Linked DNA regions of Homo sapiens: regions 2 and 3 are each linked to region 1. A link is a contact called in ENCODE Hi-C or POLR2A ChIA-PET data. All regions are on one chromosome and are shown on one strand. The core of a region is the stretch at or near the end of the contact, and the rest is flanking DNA. Distances in the headings are between cores, read along the strand shown.

Region 1 (4,286 bases), core at 994-3,493:
TAAATGAATGAAGAAGGCCTGGTGACAAGAAAATCACGGGCGCTTTGGGAGGCCGAGGCAGGAGGATCACGAGGTCAGGAGATCGAGACCATCCTGGCTAACATAGTGAAACCCCGTCTCTACTAAAAATACAAAAAATTAGCCAGGCGTGGTGGCGGGCGCCTGTAGTCCCAGCTACTTGGGAGGCTGAGGCAGGAGAATGGCATGAACCCGGGAGGCTGAGGTTGCAGTGAGCTGAGACCGCGCCACTGCACTCCAGCCTGGGCGACAAAGCGAGACTCCATCTCCAAAAAAAAAAAAAAAAGAAAGAAAATCATGGGAACCATGAGGAAGTCGAGATCAGATGCCATCTGGAGGTGGCACTGTCACCGGGTGACAGAGGGGCTTCAGGCAAGGCATCTCTACAACATCCCAGCTAACGTGTGTGCCCTCTCTGTGCACCAGGCACTGAGTGAAGCCCTTTCCAAGAACTGTGTCAAAGAATTATCTCAACAATCTCATGGGGGAAACTATTATTATCTTCATTTTACACATGAAAAGACCAAGGCTCAGAGAAGTTGAGTCACTACTTCCAAATCACACAGCTGGACTTCTAGGGCCAACCTGACAGACAATCTGCACCCTTAAGCACTCTTCCCCAGCTTCTTGCAGACACTTAAATGGAAGGATTCCCATCCAGGGGCACTTTAGGACCTCCCTCCAACAGACCCTGTTACTTTCACAGCTATAACTCCATCTTATGTAATAAATATTTTTTAATGCATATGTGTTTAATATCATTTCTGTGCCTGTGTAAGAGCTTGGTTGAGTTGAATTGCAGTTGACTAATAGAATATTACATCTTTTGTAAAATATATTTCTTTTTCTTTTTCTAGAGAGACAGGGTCTCGCTCTGTCACCCAGGCTGGAGTGCAGTAGCACCATCGTGGCTCCCTGAAACCTGGACCTCCTGAGCTCAAGCAATTCTGCGTCAGCCTCCCGAGTAGTTGGGACTACAGGTGCATGCCACCACACCAGGCTAATTTATTTTTATTTTTGTAGTGACAGGGTTTCGCTATGTTGCTCAGGCTGGTCTTGAACTCCTGAGCTCAAGTAATCCTCCCACCTCAGCCTCCCAACGTGCTTGGATTATAGGCATGAGCCATTCCACCCAGCCAGAACATCTTTATTGAAGTATAATTTACACAGCATAAAATTCATCCATGTTAAGTGTACAGTCCCACGAGTTTTAGTTACACAGCTGTCACCATCCCTACAATCTGGGTTTAGGATCCTTCCCTCACCCCAAGACGTTCCTCCCACTCCTTGGCAGTCAATCTCATTTCCCACTCCCAGCCCTAGGCCACCACGGATCTGTTTTAGGTCTCTGTGATTTTGCCTATTCTGGGCACTTCATGTAGCTGGAATCCTCCAGTGTGTGACTTTTGTGCCTAGATTTTTTCAATTGGCATAAGAGCTTTGAGATTCATTTATGTTGTGCATGTATCAGTAGTCTGTTCCCTTTAATTGTTGCATTGCGTCCCATTGAAGACTTGTGCCACAGTACGTCCCAGTTTATGGGCATTCCTAATTGTTGACTAATATTTATAAGATCTCTACAAACATTGGTGTCTTCACATTTTAGTCTTTGAGTGTCGAGCCTTTGTTTCTCTTGAGAAGCTACCGAGGAGTGGAGTTGCTGGGTTGTATGGTTAGTGTATGTCTAACTTTTCAAGAAACTGCCACACCATCTTTCGCTTTACATTCACGCCAACAATCTATGAGGGTCAGAGGACTTTTTATTAAACATGTACTAATATCAATTCTCATATTTATTTTCTTCTTTGGAGCTAACACGTAAACATATCTATAATTTTTTTTCAGATTTCACCCATTTCTGCAGGGAGAAAAGCTCATAAGCCACGGCCCTACGCCCACCTTTGTGCCCGCAGAATAAGGAAACCCGCCAACTACACACCACAGTTAGAAAGCCCAAGACCCTGAAAAGACCTGCACCCACCCCCAAAGGGGCGGGGCTGGTGGGCGGAGAGGAGGCGGGGCGCGCTCCTTCAGCCCCGCCCACCAGCCCTGGACTCCGGCTCCCGAGGAGCGGAGCTAGCGGGTGAGCCAAGGGGATGTGCACAGGCCTCCTCAGTCCCGCCCAGCGCGCGCGCGCGGCGGCGAAGCCGGCGGGCGGGGCCGGGGAGGGCCCTCGCCGGGTCAGCTCCGCCCACCCTCCCCGGCCTCCGCCCGCCTCCCGGGTCAGCGGCGCGGGTGCTGCGCCTAGCTGCGCACCATGGCCGGGTTGCTGGCGTTGCTGGGTCCGGCAGGCAGGGTGGGCGCCCGGGTCCGGCCTCGCGCCACCTGGCTCCTGGGCGCCACCGCCCCCTGCGCCCCGCCGCCCCTGGCCCTGGCCCTGCTCCCGCCCAGGCTAGACGCCCGGCTGCTCCGCACGGCGCGCGGGGACTGCCGCGGCCACCAGGTAAGCACCCCACCCCGACCCTGATCCCGGGCGGTGTCCAGGTCCCCAGACGTCCGCAGGGCCGCGCCGGGGTCCGGCCGCCTCCGCCAAGGACGCCTTTGCACTTGTAGCTGCCCGGGACCGAGCTCTTCCAGGGTCCCCGAAACCCCAAATCCCTGCAAGCCAAGGAAGCGATCCTCCTAGTTGACAGCCAGAGAAACTGAGGCTCGGGAAGGTGTGGCGCTCTGCCCAAGGTCGCGCAGTCTTCGGCCGAGCCCCGGGTCTGCAGAGCCTCAGCCAGGCTGGGGCGCAGCCGACTGACTTGGTCTGAACTTCCACACGTTGCCTGCGGAGTTGTTGTCCAGGCCTTCTGGCTGGGTCTCGCTGTGTTTTGAACACCTCCCGACGCTCGCTGCTCCTCCCTTTTCTTCTGAGTGGAAGAGCAGGCGTCCTCAGGGAAGCCGCGGGCAAGAAACCCACAGTGCTGTTTGTTATGTTTCATTTCCGTCACTTTCCATTGGTGCTAAGTGAAAACTGGTTTTCCTTCAGAGCAGTCATACCAGCTTTCCTTTCAAGAAATCTATCACTTTCTTCCAAGTGAGTCTTTTTAAATAAAAATAGTAGTAAATGAAGTCTGGCGGTCCAGGAATGGCAAGCCCAGACACGCGGAGCCGGCGTCCAGCCCGGAGCGCATCCGGCCTGGCAGTCTGGAGCCTCTTTGTTTGCCTGGGTGCAGACAGGGCCCCTCCATTCATCGCCCGGTGACCTCAGACCGAGTCCTGAAGGCTTTTGAGCTTGTTTTCTGACCTTTAGAGGGCCAAAAATAGCACCTTCCCAGCAAGAGTTTGGGAGACAACTCCATGAGCTGGTGCAGGCCTCAGCGGAGTGCCGCCGGCCCAGCGAACATCTCCTGACCGTTTCCTAGCTTTTCAGTAAGGAGCGGATGGGGATTGGACCCAGGCTTTCATCATGCCTCCTGCCCAGATCAACTTCCTTCCTTGCCTTCTCCAGTCCGACAGGTGGCACACAGGTCTTGGGGATCCTCTCCAGAGTGGCACCTTCTGCACACACCGTGCCGCCTCCTGATGATTCTTCAGGGCCCAGCCCAGCTGTTCCTTCCTCCGGGAAGCCCTCTCTAACGACCTGTGAGGTCTCGGATGCCTCCACTGGGCCTGCTTCCACCCCATGGCTGTGGGTCTTCTCTGCACTCATCTGGAATGGCCTCTTGTCCTGCCTGTCAGCCACATTGACCTTGTCCCCAGCTCAGGCCCTGGCACTGGAGCGGTGTGTGTGTATACAGTGGCAAAGAGTTGGCCTCAGACTCCCTGGATTCCTCTCTCTACTCACTTGTTGTTGACTTTGATCAAATTCCCTTCTCTCTATCTCAGGCCCCTCATCTGTAAAATGGGACGTTAATAATTCAGACTTCATAGAATATGAATGTAAAATGAGATATGTTCATACCTGGCATCTGGTGTGTCCTAAATTAAGGTTAGAAATGACTATAATTGCAGTAAATATATACAGTCACAAGGCCCCAGGGCCCCGTGAGCTGTCCTTGTTTCTTCTGCACCGTGGTAAAATCGGCAGAAACCCAAGTGGGATCAGAACCTCAAAGGAGATTAGGACAAAAGATAACTCATCTGCCTGAGAAAACGCGTCCCCAGCAGGGCCTGGGAGCAGTGCAGGGAGGGTCTGGGCTTGGCCAGAGCCCAGAACCTCCCCTGTCGTCTGTTCTGGCCGCCCACCCTCGTCGGGAGGTAGGAGTGTGCTGCCCAGCTGGGCTCTCCAAATTTGCCAGGTGTTTAATTAAGAGCCAAAGAGGCCCACCCACGCTGCCTTGGCA
Region 2 (4,286 bases), core at 449-2,948, 2.3 Mb before region 1:
CCTGCCTCAGCCTCCCGAGTAGCTGGGACTATAGGTGTGCACCACCACGCCCAGCTAATTTTTGTATTTTTAGTAGAGATGGGGTTTCACCATGTTGGCCAGAATGGTCTTGATCTCTTGACCTCGGGGCACCCTTCTTTTATTGCGAAAATTGTGTCTTATTTATATTTGTAACCTAAGTGCCTACCTGAATGCCAGCCCAACGTCAATGTTGCCTCAATGGCTCATGGCATGTTGAATACAATATGGTACCTGCCATATCAGTCTTAGGTTTAGATCTCAGCTCTGCTTCAGCTATGCCATGTGAATGTGGGCAAATTCCTTAAGCTCCCTGGAACTGTTTTCTCACTGCCAAATAGGGATGGGACGTTTAATGTATGGGAAATGTCTAGCACACAGCCTGGTACATAACTTGTGATGTACAGCAGCAGAAGGTAACTGCTGTTTTTCATCATTATTAGTATTATTGGAGTATAAAAAAAGTAATATAGAAAGGAAGAAGCCAAGGGTGGTGGTTGAGGCAGAGCAAGGTCTCCCCACCTCTGCACTACTGCCATGTGGGGCTGGATCTTCGGTGCTGTAGGGGCTGTCCTGTGCATCGTAGGGTGTTTGGAGCATTCCTGGTCTCTACCCATAGGTGCCAGGAGCATGTCTCCAGTTGCCATGAGAAAAGATGTCTCTGGACATTGCCAAATGACTCCTAGGGGGCAAAAGCTTTCCCGTTGAGAACCACTGGGGTAGAAGGATGGGTGAAAGTTTGGTAGCCACTTTGCAGGGGGTGCACTTCCTCTGGAAAGCTGAAAATTGGCAAGGATAGGAGGCTTGGAGTATGGATGATAGAAATTCCAGAGAGAGAAAAGAGGCAGGGAAATACATCATACGCTCTGGGATCAGCAGGTGCCCAGTAGTTGGAATATAGGATATTATTGCAATACTTAGTATTATTTTTATTGAGAATAAGGCTATGAATGTGGCCAGGGAAAGAGCTTGGGTATCATGCTAGGGGTCTGGGCTTTATCCTGAAGGGTCACCAAATATACTGACACTGTGAGGAATTTGGGGTAGTGTTGCTTGATAAAATAATGAAATTATGACACAGCTATAGCACGGATGAACCCTGAAGACACTATGCTAAGTGAAATGAATCAGACACAAAAAGAAAAATATTGTATAATTCCACTTATATGAGAAGACTTAAATTCATAGAGAAAGAAAATAGAATGTTGGTTGTCAGGGGCTGACAGAAGGGGAATGGGAACTTACTGTTTAACGGGTACAGAGTTTAGTTTGGGAAGATGAAAAAGTTCTGGAAATGGATAATAGTGATAGTTGCACAGTATTTAGAATGTGCCTAATACCACTAAGACGTATATTTAAAATGGTTAAAAAGATAAATTTTATGTTCCTTATATTCTATCACAATAAAAAATACAAGTCCAGTTAAATTTGAATTCCAGATTCAACAATAAATAATTTTTTTACTCTAAGTATGTCTCAAATACTGCATAAGCATAGCATAAGTATGTTTCATGTACAATATTGGACATACTTATACAAAAACAATTATTCATTATTGTTGAAATTCAAATATACTTGAAATTCAAATTTAACTGGGTGTGCTGTACTTGTATTTGGTAAATTTGCCATCCCTAAGTTGGGGGCATTGCTGAGGGTGGACTAGAGGGAAGGGAATGGTGGCAGGCAAGCCACAGAGGATGCATTTAGCCACAAGTAGCAGGAAACGTGATGGACAGCAGCTTAGACCAAAAGAGCATTTCCGGTTTAATTAACAGGAAATCCACAGGAAGGTGCTTCCGGGGCTGGTGCAGCCGCTCAACAGTGTCTTTGAAACTCAGGTTCTTTCTGATTTTCTCCTCTGCCAGACTCAGGTATTCATCTCATCAAAGCAAGAAGACCACCTCAGCTCTAGAACCACAGTCTCCCCCTAACTTCAGCTGCACGGAGCAGGGATAGACACAAAAGACCTTTCCTTCCCAGATATTGTTGAAAAAAAAAAAAAAAGAAAAGAAAGAAAGAAAAGAAAAAATAGAAACTTTTTTTTTCCTTCTGGGAGAAAAAGCTTTTGAGAAGGCCTCAGACAGAGTAATCGACTTCTCTTCATGCCTCACTTGTCAGAACTGGATCTCACCACTCCCATTCGCAAACCAGTCCCTGCAAAGGGTAGTAGGATTGCTGTAATTGGCTTAGGTCAGGAGTCAACAAACTTTTTCTGGAAAGATCCAGATAGCAAATATTTTAGGCTTTGTGGGCCAAATGGTCTCTGTTTCACACTACAATTCTGCCATTGTAGTGTGAAAGCAGTCAAAGGCAAAGTTTAAATGGATGTGGCTGTGTTTCAATAAAACTTTATTTAAAAAAATACAGGTGGTGACATAACAACTAAACTCTAAGAGTCTGGACAGAAGCCAGACAAAGAAAGCTGTGGAAAGAACATTGAACTTGGAGTCAGCCCCGCTCACCTGGTCTGAACTCTTGGCTTTGCCTTGTGTCCTCAAGTAACCTACTTCTCTCTGAACCTCAGATTCTTCAGCTGCAAAATGGGGATAATAATATTCACCTACTAAGGTTCTTGTGGGGGAAGTAGGCAATGGAAGTGAGTGTAAGGAGGGAAGAGTAGAAGGAGTCCAACAATAATCTGAGTTTTCTGAGCTCAAGAATGTCAATACAGGCAGGGCACAGTGGCTGACGCCTGTAATCCCAACCGAGGCGGGCAGATCACCTGAGGTCAAGAGTTCAAGACCAGCCTGGCCAACATGATGAAACCCTGTCTCTACTAAAAATACAAAAATTAGCCAGGAGTGGTGGCACACGCCTGTAATCCCAGCTACTCAGGAGGCTGAGGCAGGAGAATTGCTTGAACCCGGGAGGCGGAGGTTTCAGTGAGCCTAGATCGCGCCACTGCACTCCAGCCTGTGCGACAGAGCGAGACTCCATCTAAAAAAAAACCAAAAAACAAAAAAAATAAAAATAAAAAAAAAAGAAGTTCAGTGATAGGTTTCAGATTCCACACTGCAACCAACTTTGAGCAACTATCACTTGCCAGGTTTTGGTGGTGGTGTAGAAACTACCTGCAATTACCCAAAAAGGCTGTTCAAATACTTCTCCCTTTTCCAGCTACAGACCTGCAAGAGGCTGGAGTTGCTTTGTGTGCTTCAACCAAAACAACATATGGCAACAGACTGAATGCAGAAGCAGATACAAGAATCCAGCTGTCTTCTATTAAGGCAGACAGTAAAGAGACTTGCAAAAATGTAAAACTACCATTATTTTTGCCCTGTTGTGTTTTGGAACAAAACAAATAGTTTCGTTGAAAAATTTTTAGAAAAAAATCATTTTTCATAAAAATGTTATTTATGTTAAAATGGAAGGGATTTATTTCTTTGAGATGAAATTATATAAATTTTTAAAATTCTTAGTTTTAATTTTTAATGTGGTAAATAGGTATCGCTCAATCCACATAAAAATTCTTTGAGATCTTACATAATTTTTAACAGTGCAAAGTGTTCTGAGAACCAGACTTTGAAAACTGCTTTTTATTTTTTCATTACAAATTTATTATAAAACACACAGAGGATAAAATTTAAAATAATAATCTATAATCCTGTCACTAAGAAATATCCTCTTTTGGTATTTCTTTCCTTCCGTATCAATATCATACCTATATTACTCATTGTGAAATACTGTTTCGAAAGCCGGAATTTTTTTTTTCCATCATAGATGTCACAAATAAATTTAAAATAGGGGTTGAGGGGTTTAAGTACCTGAGATGAATTAACTCCCTGGCCATATTGGGTATTTAAGTGTTTGACACCTTCTGCTATTATAAACATGACAGATTTCCTAGACTTCTCCCTTAGAAGCATTTTCCAGATGTTAAAGTATTGGATCAAACGGTAGTCACATTTTAGAGGCATTTGATACATGTCGCCAAATTCCTGTTCAACTGGATGGTCTTCCGTGAGGCCAGGCTGGGTCTCCATAACTCAGAATTACATTTGGCACTTCCATGGATGGGTGAATGGATGGATGAATGGATGAACAAACGTGTGAAAGGGATGGTTTCTTTGTACCCACGTTAAAATTGGGTGTTAACAGTTAAATTATTTTGTATTTGCTTAATTTTAAAAAGGTGTCTCATTAGGATTGCTGTTGTAATTTTCATTTCCTTCATGACTGTGACATTAAAAGTGTTGTCTCATGTTGACTGAACATTTGTCTTTATCTCTTGTCAAATGCCAAAGCCATTGATTCTTGACACCCAGTTC
Region 3 (4,286 bases), core at 703-3,202, 2.0 Mb after region 1:
AAGAACAAGGGCAAGGCCAGGCGCAGTGGCTCATGCCTGTAATCCTAGCACTTTGGCGGCTGAAGCAGGAGGATCACTTGAGCCCAGGAGTTTGAAACCAGCCTGGGCAACATAGTGAGATTTTACAGAAAATAAAAAAATTAGCTGGGCGTGGTGGTGCATGCTTTTAGTCCCAGCTACACCGGAGTCTGAGGTGGGAGGATTGTTTCAGCCTGGGAGATACAGGTTGCAGTGAGCCACGATCATGCCACTGCACTCCAGCATGGGCAACAGAGCAAGACCTCATCTCCAAATAAATAAATAAATAAAATAAAAACAACAAAAGGCAAAAATGAATCCATTTGCAGATGAGCAGAAACTGAGAGGATTTGCACCAACGAAGCTACAAAAAAATAAAATTTAAAGGATTTACCTCAGGCAAAAGGAGAGTGATCCTGTTGGTGAAAGCTGAGATGCAAGAAGAAAAGGTGGATAAAAATGGTAATTGTGTGGCTGAATCTAAACTAATGTTGACTGAATAAAACAATTTAGTAATGTCTCTTGGGGTTACAGTGGCAAAGGTTAAACTTAACATACACTACATTAAGGTGTATAATTTAGAGGATGGGTGATTAAAGTACTCCAAAGTCTTTATATTTTAAGGAAACAGGGTAAAGACATTTTTACAAATATTTAAAGATATTGGACTTTCACAAGGTAAGTATGCATGCCCAAAAGTTTGAAGTAACCACTAAAACTTAGAAATAGAGTATACAGGTGAAGAAAATCAGAATGAGAATAAAAATAAACCCTAAAGAAGAAAGGAAAGGGGAAAAAAACCAGGCAGGACAAATAGAAATAACAAAATACAATGGTAGAAATAATTCCAGATATATCAGTAAATATAATAAATGTAAATGGACTAAATGCTCCAGTTAAAATACAAAGACTATTCTTTTAAAAAACCTTTTTATCATGAAAAATTTCAAGTATACAGCAAAGTGGGAGAAACAGTACAAGAAAACCATATACCTGCGATGTAGAGTCAGCCATTGCTAGCAATTTGCCACATTTGTCTCACCTATATGGGTATGTATAGGAGACTATTAAGAACACCTATTTAACTTCCATAGTAAACATAATATAATGAAATACAATTTAAACGGTAATCATGATGTAGAGTATCCACTTTTGAGGTCAAGCAGATCTGGATTCTCCAGCAATTTTTAATTATTTAACTTACGTGTGTGGTTATTTATTCAAAAGATGTCTCTTCACTAGGCTATAGTAAAAGGATTGGAATCAGGTTCGCTTTTCTGATCATTGTATTTCTAAATATTTGTTGCATAAACAAATAGAATTTACTAGTAAAGAATTCAGCACAGTGCCAGTTGCATAGTAAACATTTAACGTAGAGTAGCTTGTATTTATTGTAGTTGCTGTTGTTATTGGAAGCATTCAGTAGAGTGATACAAAATAAATAAGCAATAATTGGTAGTTTATTATATTTATAATTATTATTTACAAGACGTCACAGTGCCTAGCCCATATCACTCACCCATAAACATTATACTTATACTAAGTACTTTCACTATTATTCAAAGTCTCTAACAGTGCCTGGCACTACATAAGCAAGAGAAAAGTGGAAGTTTATTCTAATTGTTATTATTGAATAAAGCACTTAACACGAAGCTGGCCCCCAGCGGGCCCTTAATAGTTTCCGCGGTGGCTGTCGTAGCTGGACTACAGACCCCGCCTCCTGAGCGGCCCGAAGCCCCGCCCCTTACTGCCCCGCAGTCCCGCCCCCGTGGCTTGTGCCGCGCCTGCGCACTGTCCCGGAAGGGGCTCTACGCGCGCAGCTTTAGTCCCCGCCCCTGGAGCCGGCGGCGCAGGGCGCAGCTTCCCGCCGCCAGAGCGGGCCAGCCTGCTGCGTGCGTGCGTGTGTACGACTCTGCGTGCGTGCGTGCGTGCGTGCGTGCCGTCAGCTCGCCGGGCACCGCGGCCTCGCCCTCGCCCTCCGCCCCTGCGCCTGCACCGCGTAGACCGACCCCCCCCCAGCGCGCCCACCCGGTAGAGGACCCCCGCCCGTGCCCCGACCGGTCCCCGCCTTTTTGTAAAACTTAAAGCGGGCGCAGCATTAACGCTTCCCGCCCCGGTGACCTCTCAGGGGTCTCCCCGCCAAAGGTGCTCCGCCGCTAAGGAACATGGCGAAGGTGGAGCAGGTCCTGAGCCTCGAGCCGCAGCACGAGCTCAAATTCCGAGGTAAGCCCCAGAGGCCGCCACCTTCCTGCCCGCGGCCTCCGCCCCAGTGCTGGAAGGACGGAGCCCGGCGCGGCGGGTGACGTCGGCCCTCGTCCCCACCCCGACGGCGCTGTCGCGGGGGGCGGCGAGGCCGGGCCGGGCCTTGGCGCTCGCCGCGCTCCCCAGAACTGCCCGGAGTGGCCGGGACCCGAGAGGGCTGGTGCGGGAGCCGGGGCCTGCGCCTCCTCCCCGACCCCCAGCCTCCTGGGACTTGCCTTCGAGGCACTTGTCACTTTGTAACTTACCAGTTTGTGATCCTCTCTAGTGTGAGCCTCCGCCGCTGCCTTTGCCTAGAAGTTTCTTCCCCTGCTCCGTGACAGTGTTGACCTCAGGGCTTAGTTGAGGTGTCAGCTGCTCAGAGAGGCCTGCTGTGACCACCCAGCCACCGTGCACACCTGCTGTCATTCCCTATTCCGTCACTGTTTCGTGGTCAGCACGGCACTTTTCATACCCAAAATCACTGTTTCAATACTAGAAGGGAAACTGCATGAGGACAGGCTCTTGTCAGTTCGCTGCTGTGTACCCAGCACACATTATACGCCTAGTAAATAAATACCTGTTGAACCAACAGATGAACATGTTGAACCAACAAATGAACCTCCTCAGGACTTCTGATGGGATTGGGCCCATTTTCCTTTCACTGCGTCCCTCATGCTGTCTCCTGGTTGCGGTGCAAGGAGGCTGCCACGGTGCTGGGATCCTTTTTCTCCGCAGAGCTGTCTGGAGCAACACCTGCGGCGATGGGAAGCCATGACCCTGGTTTCTCCCAGATACTATTACCTCTGTAATTTGTGCCTTTATGTTTTCTATGTTGTTACTTTTGTTTTTTTTTTTTTTTTCCTACCTTCACCAGGGCCACGAGGTAAAAGTTCTTGTCTGACATGCTCATTCTTTCTTTTTGCGTGTATCCAGTGATGTGGGAGGCTCTGGGGAGGTGATGGATGCACAAGACAGATAAGGCCTCTGCTCTCACAGAGCTTACCTTCCGACGAGGACAGACAAACCAACACACAAGATCATTGCAGATAGTGCTAAGTGCTGTGTAGGAAATGGAACAGTCTGACTCCATGGAAGCGTACTTTAGATTGGAAGGCCGGGTCTCCACTATATCGCTAGCACCGGACTCACAGTAGATGCTCAGTTGGTATTTATGAATGAATGAATGGCCAGAGGCTCTCCAGTTTATATGTCCTATTGGGAAGTAGTGTAGGGTAACTTACCCAAAGTTACCCAGTTGGCAAATGGTACATTTGAACCCAGACTTCAGAGTTCACGCTCTTAACCGTTTTGCTGTCTGATCGCTGGGAAATACTCCAGAACGGTGGCTGTCACTTTGCCTTCCAAGTTAACAATGTGAAATAACTCTGAATTTACAGAGAACCAAAGGCTTTCCAATTAAAATGAAAAAACCGAAAAACCCCACCAAACCTACCGTGGATTGTAATTCCAGGATAGTACTTGAGCTTTCATGATGTTCTCATGGCCTTCTGGGGATGCCAGATTGGGAAAGAAGTCCAGGTAGCTAAAGTGAAAATAGTGAGCCTTAGTTTCCACTTGAGTTGTCTGAAGTTCTTTCTCTATCTGGGAGGCCTGGCTTGGCTTCTCCTGATAATTGGTGGGTTCATTCGGTTAGTCCACAAACATTTACTGAGTACCTGATCTGTGTGTCAGATACCCAGAGAAGCCAAGTTATATCAGCTGTACTCTCCTATTTTCCCTCAACCTCCTCCCAGTACTTTAGGGAAGGGGGCAGATGAGAATAACAGCCAGGACAGGACAATGATGTAGGGTAGTCCAGAGTGCTCCAGGAGCATTGAGGAGGTCAACTCCTGAAAGAGGTGTCATTTGAGCTCAGTTATAAAGGTCGAGTAGAAGAAGGCTCAAAGAAGGAAAGGGTGGGGAACATTTCAGACAGAGGAAATTGCATGCACAGAGGCACAAACACTGAGATGACTGGGCTCCTTTGGGATGCCACTAGTAGTTTTTTTTTTTTTGAGATAGAGTTC

Evidence for each region. Hi-C counts contacts between places; a loop is a spot of excess contacts on that map. ChIA-PET counts read pairs that join two places held with the same protein, here RNA polymerase II (POLR2A). Pooled maps may share reads with other maps.
Region 2: a loop to region 1 is called in a pooled map, with 4 times the contacts of the local background. The contact joins the enhancer-like site here to the promoter of FAM210B in region 1. A Hi-C loop is called at or near these places in 2 of 50 pooled maps.
Region 3: a loop to region 1 is called in a map of B cell, with 36 times the contacts of the local background. The contact joins the promoter of VAPB here to the promoter of FAM210B in region 1. A Hi-C loop is called at or near these places in 1 of 168 maps with a recorded cell type or tissue (B cell) and 5 of 50 pooled maps. POLR2A ChIA-PET finds 5 or more read pairs at or near these places in 1 of 52 experiments (CD4-positive, alpha-beta T cell).

What each region holds. Positions count from the first base shown.
Region 1 is chr20:56,356,731-56,361,016 of GRCh38, forward strand. FAM210B (family with sequence similarity 210 member B) reads left to right here and starts at 2,244. Exons shown (of 3, transcript NM_080821.3): 1 at 2,244-2,461. The coding sequence starts at 2,276. RefSeq lists a silencer at 1,921-2,520.
Region 2 is chr20:54,076,718-54,081,003 of GRCh38, forward strand. No RefSeq gene overlaps it. Among named protein-coding and RNA genes, the nearest start is that of BCAS1, 8.3 kb to the left of the region's middle. RefSeq lists a silencer at 2,988-3,047 and an enhancer at 4,013-4,286. Within about 2 kb of position 1,699, at least 3 of the 41 ENCODE cell types and tissues checked have a DNase peak (open chromatin) inside an H3K27ac peak, as active enhancers do.
Region 3 is chr20:58,387,277-58,391,562 of GRCh38, forward strand. VAPB (VAMP associated protein B and C) reads left to right here and starts at 1,953. Exons shown (of 6, transcript NM_004738.5): 1 at 1,953-2,241. The coding sequence starts at 2,184. RefSeq lists silencers at 1,662-2,101, 2,362-2,481.